2 separate regions of the Homo sapiens genome follow, and region 1 is linked to region 2. The links are chromatin loops, found by intact Hi-C in ENCODE. Cell type or tissue: gastrocnemius medialis. All regions are shown on one strand. Each heading gives the region's core, and the rest is flanking DNA. Links, peaks and the distances in the headings are about the cores only. Region 1 overlaps ZNF106 (zinc finger protein 106). Region 2 overlaps CAPN3 (calpain 3).

Region 1 (5,381 bases), core at 77-5,076, 83 kb before region 2:
TGGGTGGATTACCTGAGGTCAGGAGTTTGAGATCAGCCTGGCCAACATGGTGAAACCCCGTCTCTACTAAAAATACAAAAATTAGCCGGGTGTGGTGGCGCATGCCTGTAATCCCAGCTAGTCGGGAGTCTGAGGCAGGAGAATTGCTTGAGCCTGGGAGACAGAGGTTGCAGTGACCTGAGATTGTGCCACTGCACTCCACCCTGGCCAACAGTGCAAGACTCTGTCTCAAAAAAAAAAAAAAAAAAAAAAGATAACTATAGCTATAAAATATACTTGTTCTTTTTCCAAAAAACCTGCATAATACAAAAATAATAATTGGATGATAGGGACAAAATCTCAGAACATGCCAAGAAAAACAAGACCAAGAAAGGGAGGGAATATAAATGTGCCAAATTTTTGTTTGTTTTTTTGAGAGAGTCTCACTGTGTTACCCAGGCTGGAGTGTAATGGCATAATCTCAGCTCACTGCAACCTCCACCTCCTGGGTTCAAGTGATTCTCATTCCTCAGCCTCCCGAGTAGCTGGGGTTACAGGCGTGCTCCACTACGCCTGGCTAATTTTTGTATTTTTAGTAGAGATGGGGTTTCTCCATGTCGGCCATGTTGGTCTTGAATTCCTGACCTAAAGTGAACTGCCCGCCTCGGCCTCCCAAAGTGCTGGAATTATAGATGTGAGCCACCACACCTGGCCAAATGTGCCAAATTTTTAATATTTCTGAGTGATGGGGGAGATGGTTGTAATTACTTGAAATTTAAGTAATTTAAAATGTTTTATTTTTAAATTAATAAGTTGAGGAATATACGTTTAAATATATCATTTAAAGATATGAAAACAACCACTATTAGATATAAAACCAGACTCGGTTACATATTCTAAGTAACGGGAGGAAAGTACAAGGGAAGTTTGGTGGGTTATGCCTTTCAAGGTAGCATAGGAATTCCTTTAAATCGCTAATGAAAAACTGTTTTTCTTCCAGACAAGATGAACCTTCCAATAGCAACCAAGAAATAAACTCTGATGACAGACGACCCCAATGGAGACGAGAAGACCGAATTCCTTACCAAGACAGAGAGAGTTACAGTCAGCCTGCATGGCATCATCGTGGACCTCCACAGCGGGATTGGAAATGGGAAAAAGATGGCTTTAATAATACTAGGAAAAACAGCTTTCCACATTCTTTGAGGAATGGTGGTGGACCAAGAGGACGTTCCGGGTGGCATAAGGGTGTTGCAGGAGGCTCCTCGACTTGGTTTCACAACCATAGTAATTCTGGAGGTGGTTGGCTTTCAAATAGTGGAGCAGTAGATTGGAATCATAATGGTACAGGAAGGAATTCCAGTTGGCTTTCTGAAGGAACAGGTGGCTTTTCCAGTTGGCATATGAACAACAGTAACGGAAACTGGAAATCCAGTGTACGTAGTACAAATAATTGGAATTACAGTGGCCCTGGAGACAAATTTCAACCAGGCAGAAACAGAAATTCTAACTGTCAAATGGAAGACATGACTATGCTATGGAACAAGAAATCTAATAAGTCAAACAAATACAGTCACGACAGATATAATTGGCAGCGGCAAGAAAATGACAAACTTGGTACAGTTGCCACATATAGAGGTCCTTCTGAAGGATTTACAAGTGATAAATTTCCTTCAGAAGGCTTACTCGACTTCAATTTTGAGCAGCTGGAAAGCCAAACCACTAAACAAGCAGACACTGCTACTTCCAAAGTTAGTGGAAAGAATGGCAGTGCGGCAAGGGAAAAGCCTCGTCGCTGGACGCCTTACCCTTCTCAGAAGACTCTGGATTTACAGTCGGGATTGAAAGACATCACTGGTAACAAGTCAGAAATGATAGAGAAACCTCTCTTTGATTTTAGCTTGATAACTACAGGAATACAGGAGCCCCAAACTGATGAAACACGTAATTCCCCAACACAGAAAACACAAAAAGAAATACATACTGGATCTCTTAATCACAAGGCCTCTTCTGATTCCGCTGCTTCCTTCGAGGTGGTGAGACAGTGCCCCACTGCAGAAAAACCTGAACAAGAGCATACACCAAATAAAATGCCATCATTGAAATCCCCACTCCTTCCATGTCCAGCCACTAAATCATTGTCTCAAAAGCAAGATCCAAAGAATATCTCAAAAAACACCAAAACAAATTTTTTTTCCCCTGGAGAACACTCAAATCCCTCGAACAAGCCCACTGTGGAAGATAACCATGGTCCTTACATATCCAAACTGCGTAGTTCATGTCCTCATGTTTTAAAAGGGAATAAAAGTACATTTGGCTCTCAAAAGCAATCTGGTGATAATTTAAATGATACTTTACGAAAGGCCAAAGAGGTGCTACAGTGTCATGAGTCATTGCAAAATCCACTTCTTAGCACTTCTAAAAGTACCAGGAACTATGCAAAAGCAAGTAGAAATGTAGAAGAATCTGAAAAAGGGTCTTTGAAAATTGAGTTTCAAGTGCACGCACTAGAAGATGAAAGTGATGGAGAGACATCTGACACGGAAAAGCATGGAACAAAAATTGGAACCCTAGGTTCTGCAACTACAGAATTGTTATCTGGCAGCACTCGAACTGCTGATGAGAAAGAGGAGGATGACCGCATCCTGAAGACTTCTAGAGAGCTATCCACTTCCCCATGTAATCCCATAGTTCGCCAGAAAGAATCTGAATTACAAATGACATCTGCAGCCAGTCCACACCCTGGCTTATTGCTAGACTTGAAAACCTCTCTAGAAGATGCACAGGTTGATGACTCTATTAAATCTCATGTATCTTATGAAACAGAAGGCTTTGAGAGTGCTAGCTTGGATGCAGAGCTTCAAAAAAGTGACATCAGTCAGCCCTCGGGCCCTCTCCTGCCTGAACTAAGTAAGCTTGGCTTTCCTGCCTCACTTCAGAGGGATCTAACCCGGCACATTAGTTTGAAGAGCAAAACTGGAGTACACCTTCCTGAGCCAAACCTCAATAGTGCCCGCCGCATTCGCAATATTAGCGGTCACCGAAAGAGTGAGACAGAGAAGGAGTCTGGGCTCAAGCCAACCCTACGGCAGATTCTAAATGCATCTCGGAGAAATGTCAACTGGGAACAGGTCATTCAGCAAGTAACCAAGAAAAAGCAAGAGCTGGGCAAAGGCTTACCCAGGTGTGTGCTGCTTTTCGGTGTCTTTTTTTTCCTCACTTTCTTTTAAAGTAACCCTTTGACCCTGATCAAGAGAATTCTACGTGTTTCATTTAATTAAATGTTTGCCAACAATATCTGTTGTAGATGTCTTGATTTAATATCAAATAGTGACTGATACTCTATGACAGATGGAATAAAGTATTTCCTAGCAGAGAGTGCAGGTTAAAATGGAAGCACACCTACTTGAGAAACAAGGTGGTGACGTAGGAAAAAAGTCATGGCTTTACAGGGGTAAAATCCGTCACTTTATAGGGGTAGAAAATGACAGCATAAAAATGTAGAGCTATAGATCTCTGTCTTTTTCTAGATCTTAATTTTGGAATGCGTGCTATAACTTTTAAATACAACTGTTCTCATTACCTTTTACTTAGAACCTACGAATAGTTAACTTTTCTGTATGTACTCTGGGCATTATCTTTATGACTACAACATGCTTTCTCTTAAGCGCTTGTGTAATATTTTGGCTCTTCATCTTATGTTGAGGTACTAGACTTTTCTGAATGCTAAAACAGTGTTCAACGTAAGTTTGCTACTTGAAAGTCATAACTCTGCTGCATGATGATACAGTTCTCCAGGCTTCAGGGGCATTTCTGTACTTGTTGAAATAATGGGTTTATTTCCCCCCACTTTCCTTTCCCACACCTTGTGAGTAGCATTTGAAATTGTAAGTATAAAGCACTTGTAAGTGCTCAGTAAAAGGGTTTTTTTTTTTGTTTTGGTTTGTTTGCTTTTAAAAATTATATGCTGTATGTATTATTATAGATTTAGCGCTCCATATGAAACAAAACTCAATTTTTACTCCCTCAAATATATTATTATAGCTGTATACAAACCTCTAATCTGGTACTTGTGACAACGTAATATATTTATATCTGTACCACTGACTAGACTGTGAGCCCCTTGAAGGCAAGAGCCACCTTACTTTTTATAACCTCAGTGCTTGAGAGAGCCTGGCACATTAAAAAATAATGCCCCTCCCAACAACCATATCCAATTTATGTTTTCATTTTTTCTTTCTTCCTTAAGGTTTGGCATAGAAATGGTACCCCTTGTTCAAAATGAACAAGAAGCCTTAGATTTGGATGGGGAACCTGATCTGTCCAGTCTAGAAGGATTCCAGTGGGAAGGTGTTTCCATTTCCTCGTCCCCTGGCTTGGCAAGAAAGCGAAGCCTTTCTGAGAGCAGCGTGATCATGGACAGAGCTCCTTCTGTGTATAGCTTCTTCAGTGAGGAAGGTACAGGCAAAGAAAATGAGCCCCAGCAGATGGTTTCACCTAGTAACTCATTGAGGGCTGGACAGAGCCAGAAAGCAACCATGCACCTCAAACAAGAAGTGACACCTCGGGCTGCCTCCCTCCGAACAGGTGAAAGGGCTGAAAATGTTGCTACCCAAAGGCGACATAGTGCACAATTATCCTCTGACCATATAATACCTTTGATGCATTTGGCAAAAGACTTGAACAGCCAGGAGAGGTCTATACCACCGTCAGAGAATCAGAATTCCCAGGAGAGTAATGGAGAGGGAAACTGTCTGTCATCAAGCGCATCCTCAGCCCTTGCGATCTCCAGTTTAGCGGATGCAGCCACAGATAGTAGCTGTACCTCTGGTGCTGAACAAAATGATGGCCAAAGTATTAGAAAGAAACGAAGAGCCACTGGAGTGAGTATAATTCCCTCTGCTTTTTGTAGAACATCGCATGTGGCAAGTTGGTTGCTTATGAAAAAAGGTTCAACTGTTTTTCTTGGGTATCTGGGATTGTGATTCTCTCAACTTCTAGAAGAATTGTGAGGTTCTTACTTTCATCCTACTGGTTTCTTACACTGAGTAATTCTGCTAAATTAAATGTAATCTAATATGAATGTACAGTACCAGGAAAATATGAAGTCATATCTAAAACCAGTGTCCAAGCCAATGATTCTTTGTATCACCTGACCAAGGATAAGTCACATATTCAGCTGTAACCCAATCTGTTTTCATAGATGCGTTCTGCACTGCTACTGAAGAAAGGCGTTCTACTGTTGCACTTGTAGGGCATGGATGATTGCTGGATTCAGGAGTGATAGGCTTAACACTAAGATGGTTTTAATACTATTAGAGTGCATATATATGAGCAGAGTATAGAAATATTTTTAGTCTGTGTAACTCTGTCCTTCGTCCTTCAGTTACCCACCCTGGCCT
Region 2 (5,381 bases), core at 104-5,103:
TGACTGCAATGGATTAAAACATGCTGCAATACTTCATACTGATCACATTCTTTTTTTTTTCTTCTTTTTGAGATGGTCTTACTGTGTCACTCAGGCTGGAATGCAGTGGCGCAATTTTGGCTCACTGCAGCCCCAACCTCCGTAGCTCAAGTGATCCTCCCACCTCAGCCTCCCAAGTAGCTAGTGACAGAGCAGGAGCATCACCATCTTGGACAAGCACCACCATTTTAAAGTGCCCCTTGATCAAAAACTGCCTAAATCCAACCCAAAGGGCATCAGCCTAATGGCTAATGTCAGTATGACCATAAACCACAAATGACATCTCCAACCAGAAACATTCCAACCGTAAGATAAACTCTCTCCCTGACCAGAGACAAGCCAGCCCCAAGATAACCTCCCCTCCAACCAGAGACATTCCAAACCCACAATGAACTTCTCCTCCACACAGAAACATTCCAAGCCTGTGATAGGCTCTCTCACCCTGAACCCTTAAATACACTTAGTCTGTAAGAGAGAGTACTCCTGACAGAAATCAGCCAGAAGCCCCTCTCAGGTTTATTCTCCAAAATAAACCTGTCTTTATTGAGCCATTTTTCATGTTTCTTTCCTCTTTCTTTTTAACTCTTACAGCTAGGACTATAGGCACAAACCACCATACCTGGCTAATCTTTGTATTTTTGGTAGAGATAGGGTTTCACCATGGTGCCCAAGCTGGTCTTGAACTCCTGGGCTCAAGTGATCCACCCGCCTTGGCCTCCCAAAATGCTGGGACTGCAGGTGTGAGCCACCACGCCCAGCCCACATTCTTAATAGAGCATTGTTTCAAGCTGTAATATTTAAGAATACAGAGAAAATGAAGTATAGTCAATACTCATTATTCTTGGTAGTTATGTTTTATAATAACGCTGAGAACACTGTATTAGTAAATACTGAACCATTGCTCCTAGGGGAACTACAGAGTTAGAGTCCTATGAGTCTCTGGTCACATTTTCATCAACCAATCAATACAGAGCCTTATTTTATGATGTTTCTGCTTAAAGACACCTTATTTAATATTGATTCATTAAATTATTGTTTATTGATTGATGATTCAATAACATTGAACTCACAGCCAACTGACTATAACTTGTGTGTGAACAAAGCTTATCTGACACACGTATTTCCTCCATGAGGCACACCACAGCCTCCTAGAATGCTAGACAGCATTTCAGCACTATGCTTGGAGGTCACCAATAAAAAGCACAGAAATGAGAAAAACATGGCACTAAAGACGTCATGAAAAGGACATTCTTTACAGTATCAAAGCTGAAACAAGAAGGCTGAGTGTTGCCTTGTTTGACCTGAGCTGGGAACAGGCATGTGGGGTGACTCAGATTTTTCACAGCTCTGTGTATGCCCACAAATGACTGCAAAAACACCTCAAGTACTAATTTTGAGGAGACAAACCTTAGCGAGTAGGTGAATTTGCAAATATGGCATCTGCAAATAACAAGGATTGGCTGTGTAAGGTTTATAGCACTGACGTCCTCCATGTTGGAAAAGCCATGCCTATGGCATAAAGTTGGAACACTTTTGTGACTGATCTGAATTAACTAAAAGAGGGATGACATGATTCAAAAACAGGATATGCCTGTAGTCCCAGCTACTCAGAGTCTGAGGCAGGAGGATCACTTAAACCCAGGAGTTCAAGTCCAGTGTGGACAACATAGTGAGACTCCTATCTCTGTTTAAAAAAAAGAGAGAAAAAAATAGGGAGGGTTACCATACAGGGAAAATCAGCTGACTCTATTTCACTGTCTTTTGGGTCACAGCCAGAGAAAATATATTACATTTGCACCTGGAAACATTCTAGTTAGAAATAAGGATGAGTGTTCAGACTGTGAAAGTTACAAGCTGTAGGTTACTCAAGGAGATGGAGCCATCCTTTTCTCTTTAAAACCTTTATATCAGGAAAGAAAGCCATCCATCTGGAAAGGCTGAAAGTAGTTCCCATTTTTGGTCCTATATCTCTGGGGTATTTTAAAAATAGCAGCTTTTATACTATATTTCTGGTGTTCTGGAGTATATAATACACTTCTGAAAGTTCTGATGGTGATTGTTTAAACTTGAAGATTGAATGAAAATGGAAAAGTACGTGTCAGCTCCTCTTCAGCAGAATGCCACCCAGTGTTAGCTGAGGCACCAGGCTTCCTTGTGAATTGTCTTGAACACCACTCCATAGCCTCTGAGAGGGCAGAGCCTCCTCACTCCCACCACAGTTCAGCCGGTTCCTAGCAGCTCCTTTCTGTGTGCTTCTCTCTCCCCACACTCCTGTGCTTTCCACACTCTGAGTGTTGGCTCACCCCTGCTTGTGTAAACCAAAATAGGAACCTCCACCCTCTACCAAGTCACTTGCCTCAGAAGTTTCACAAGCACTCGGAAAGAATTCTGTGAGGGAGGCCGGGTGCAGAGCCTCATGCCTATAATCCCAGCACTTTGGGAGGCTGAGGCGGTGGATCACTGGGGTCAGGAGTTTGAGACCAGCCTAGTCAATATGGTGAAACCCCATCTCTACTAAAAATACAAAAATTAGCCAGGCATGGTGGCGCATGCCTGTAGTCCCAGCAACTAGAGAGGCCAAGGTGGGAGGATTGGTTGAACCTGGGAGGTGGAGGTTGCAGTGAGCTGAGCTGGAGACACTGCACTCCAGCCTGGGCAACAGAGCGAGACCCTGTCTCAAAAAAAAAAAGAAAAAAAAAAAGAAAAAAAAGAATTCTGTGAGGGTCGGGTCGTGGAGAGGAAGAACACCAGGTTAGGGGTCGTCACAAGCCCTGTTGCTTCCTCCACTCCATTTTCCTTTCAGTTCTAGCTCTCCTCCCTCTTGTAAGTAAACGGGCAGGTGTTTTTCTTTCTTTTCTTCCTCGAAAACAATCATACTTAATTCTCCTTCCCCCACCCCAGAGATTATTGTAATTCTGTAATTATAATAATCTTTCTGATTTTTTCTTACAGGTTTTCCTCGAGAAGAGAGAAGATGTTTCTGCCATGTTAAGGGTTCAGAAAGTGAGCACATTTGGCGAAATAAATTTAAAGACTTGACAATAATTCCACAGTAGTAAGAAGATCTACCCTGAAGAATGTCATACTTTTTTTTCTCCTGGTGTAACAGCCCTGGCACAAGGAAGAAGTTGGTTCTGCCTGGATGATGAGGACCTTGGGAAGGGGCAAGAGACCAGGTCATACAGAAAGCAGCAAAAACCAGCCGGTGTGGCTGGGTCCATGTCGATAGACAGCACGGAAGAAAGAAAGAGCCTGGGAAAAGGAATAGGTTGGGGATGGCAGGGTTGTGAGTTAGATGGGAAGGGACTCTTTGTCTTATTTTTCCATTCTGAATGCTTTTCTCCCTCACGTTTTACATTTCACAATTTCCCTCACATTTCTGAATTTCTCTCACATCTCTGAAACTGTGATGCAACTTACATTAGAAAGCTTCCTTCTACTGCACTCAGCTGGGTGATGGTCATGACCTTCCATGGACACCCTCTGATAAGATCAAGAAAGTACTAGTATTGAGAATCTTCTAGACTTGGGAAAATAAGGTTCATGATGAATTATAGCTTGGGAAACTTATCTAAACTCTATTCTTAAAATAAGCCTAATTCAAGAGATTTCTGTGTACCAGAATACAAGGAATAAAGTCATCTATTCAGAGGACTAAGAGGCTGCTGCCGTCTGTCTGGGAAAGAGGTGTCCACAGGTCCAGGTGTTGGTGGAGGGCACTAGCTGGCCCCAGGAGTGAAGAAGAGCAGGGCTAAGGGTGAGGTTGGACTACTGGGCAAAGCACAGATGGATATGGGTATGATAGTAATACCTGGCAGGAAGAAAGGCAAACACCAGAGAAATGTGGCTGAAGTAGAGACCCAGCTCTGAGCTGGGAACGGGTGGGGCCCTGTAATGACAGAGAGGTGGGGACAGGAGTTGAGGGAAAGAGGTGAGGGGAAAAGGTGAGGGGAAAAGACCCATAGCTGGAGCTCCAGCCACCATCAGCAAGTGAGAAGGCACTGGATCTGGAGTTAAGTGGGAAGGTGGCAAGCTCCCCCAACTCCCAACAGCAAATAGAGGAGAGAGCTAAGCAGAAGGTTGCGATGAGAAACTGCAAGGCCCAGCTATCAGCCCAAGGAGCTTGGAGGACAGTGGAGGAAGGGAGAACGGATTTCCTAGGGAAGGAGCTGGAGGTTAAGCTGGAGGTGGCTGTATATCAATGATGCAGTTTTGACTCCGATTCAGGGCTGTGAACTGGAGGCCCAACCAGAAATAACCTCTCCTAGCAGAGCCAAGAAACACTGAGACCATGCTGATGGAGGGAAGTTTAACCTGAAGTCTGGGTTAATCCAGCTGCTAAATACGGTGGGCCCTTCCTTCTCCAAGCTCTAGGTTAGGGTGGGTCTGGAATAACATGGAATTTACAGAAAGGTGACTCCACCTAGCACCAGAGACAGGAGGAGCCCAGGAACCTCATTGTTGTCAGGGTCCACTGCTGGAAGCCCTGGCCAGCTGAGCTGATGGTGCAGGGCAGGGCCCTGTGGAGCAATTCTGGGATCCCATGTTACCAAGGGTGAGGAGAGGACCAGATACCTTTTCATCACAAGGTCCTGCAACTGGCCCTTCACTTCTCATCCCTCCAAAAGAAGCAGGGATCTAGGTTGCCCCTGCTTTGGGAATTGCAGGAGATGAGAGAGAAGAAGCTTAAGAACTCTCCACCTGGCATGACTGAGGCACATGCAGATGGGAAAAACGAAGCCCTTGCTCAGCAAGTTGGTCTCAGTGAGCCTTTAAAGCCAATCACTGGGCAAGGTGCCAAGTTTCCCAGCCAAGTGTGATCCCTCTTTTGTAGTCTCCTTCCTGGCTCTATGATACACTCAGATTTTCACAACCAAATGTACATTTTATATTTGATGTAGATAACTAGAATTGCCCTAAAGGACAAGCAGTCCCCTGCCCATGAGGGGAGCATTCACACACACATCCTCATGCTGAGATGGATGGATGCATTTAGACCAGGCATGAAGTACTCAAACACATTGCTGTAGCTAATATCTTGACTGGTCATAGGCACAAATTAAGCTGGAAAAATGTTTATGATGTTGCCACTTTTAAGAGACTGCATAGCTGCTTGTAGGCAGTAATAAGAGTAGTCTATGTTTACTGAGCACTCAACCATGTGCTGGTCTTAAGCCTTTAGCCTGCATTAACTCATTTAATCCTCAATTAATTAAGAGATGGGTTCTTCAATTATGGTTTTTCTCCATTTTTCACATGGAGAACCTGTGGCAAAATGAGGGTAAGTATGTGACCAAGATTACCTAAGTGTTAGGTAGCAGGCCCAGACTTGAACTTAGGTT

The links. Peaks named below come from ENCODE experiments on the same cell type or tissue, not always from the same donor. Only the 100,000 strongest peaks of a DNase experiment are listed, where the experiment ranks them.
Region 1: a loop joins it to region 2, with 2.3 times the contacts of the local background. A loop is called at or near these places in 1 of 110 quality-filtered maps.

What each region holds. Positions count from the first base shown.
Region 1 is chr15:42,447,553-42,452,933 of GRCh38, reverse strand. ZNF106 (zinc finger protein 106) reads left to right here. Exons shown (of 22, transcript NM_001366845.3): 5 at 980-3,163; 6 at 4,229-4,862. Among named protein-coding and RNA genes, the nearest start is that of ZNF106, 41 kb to the left of the region's middle. In gastrocnemius medialis, for the core only: no CTCF peak of the experiment used is centred there; DNase peaks (open chromatin) are centred at 3,033 and 4,785; H3K4me3 peaks cover 659 bases; H3K27ac peaks cover 5,000 bases.
Region 2 is chr15:42,364,188-42,369,568 of GRCh38, reverse strand. All of the region lies in intron 1 of CAPN3 (calpain 3), which reads right to left. Among named protein-coding and RNA genes, the nearest start is that of CAPN3, 7.4 kb to the right of the region's middle. RefSeq lists an enhancer at 5,147-5,381. In gastrocnemius medialis, for the core only: no CTCF peak of the experiment used is centred there; DNase peaks (open chromatin) are centred at 2,368 and 4,561; H3K27ac peaks cover 5,000 bases.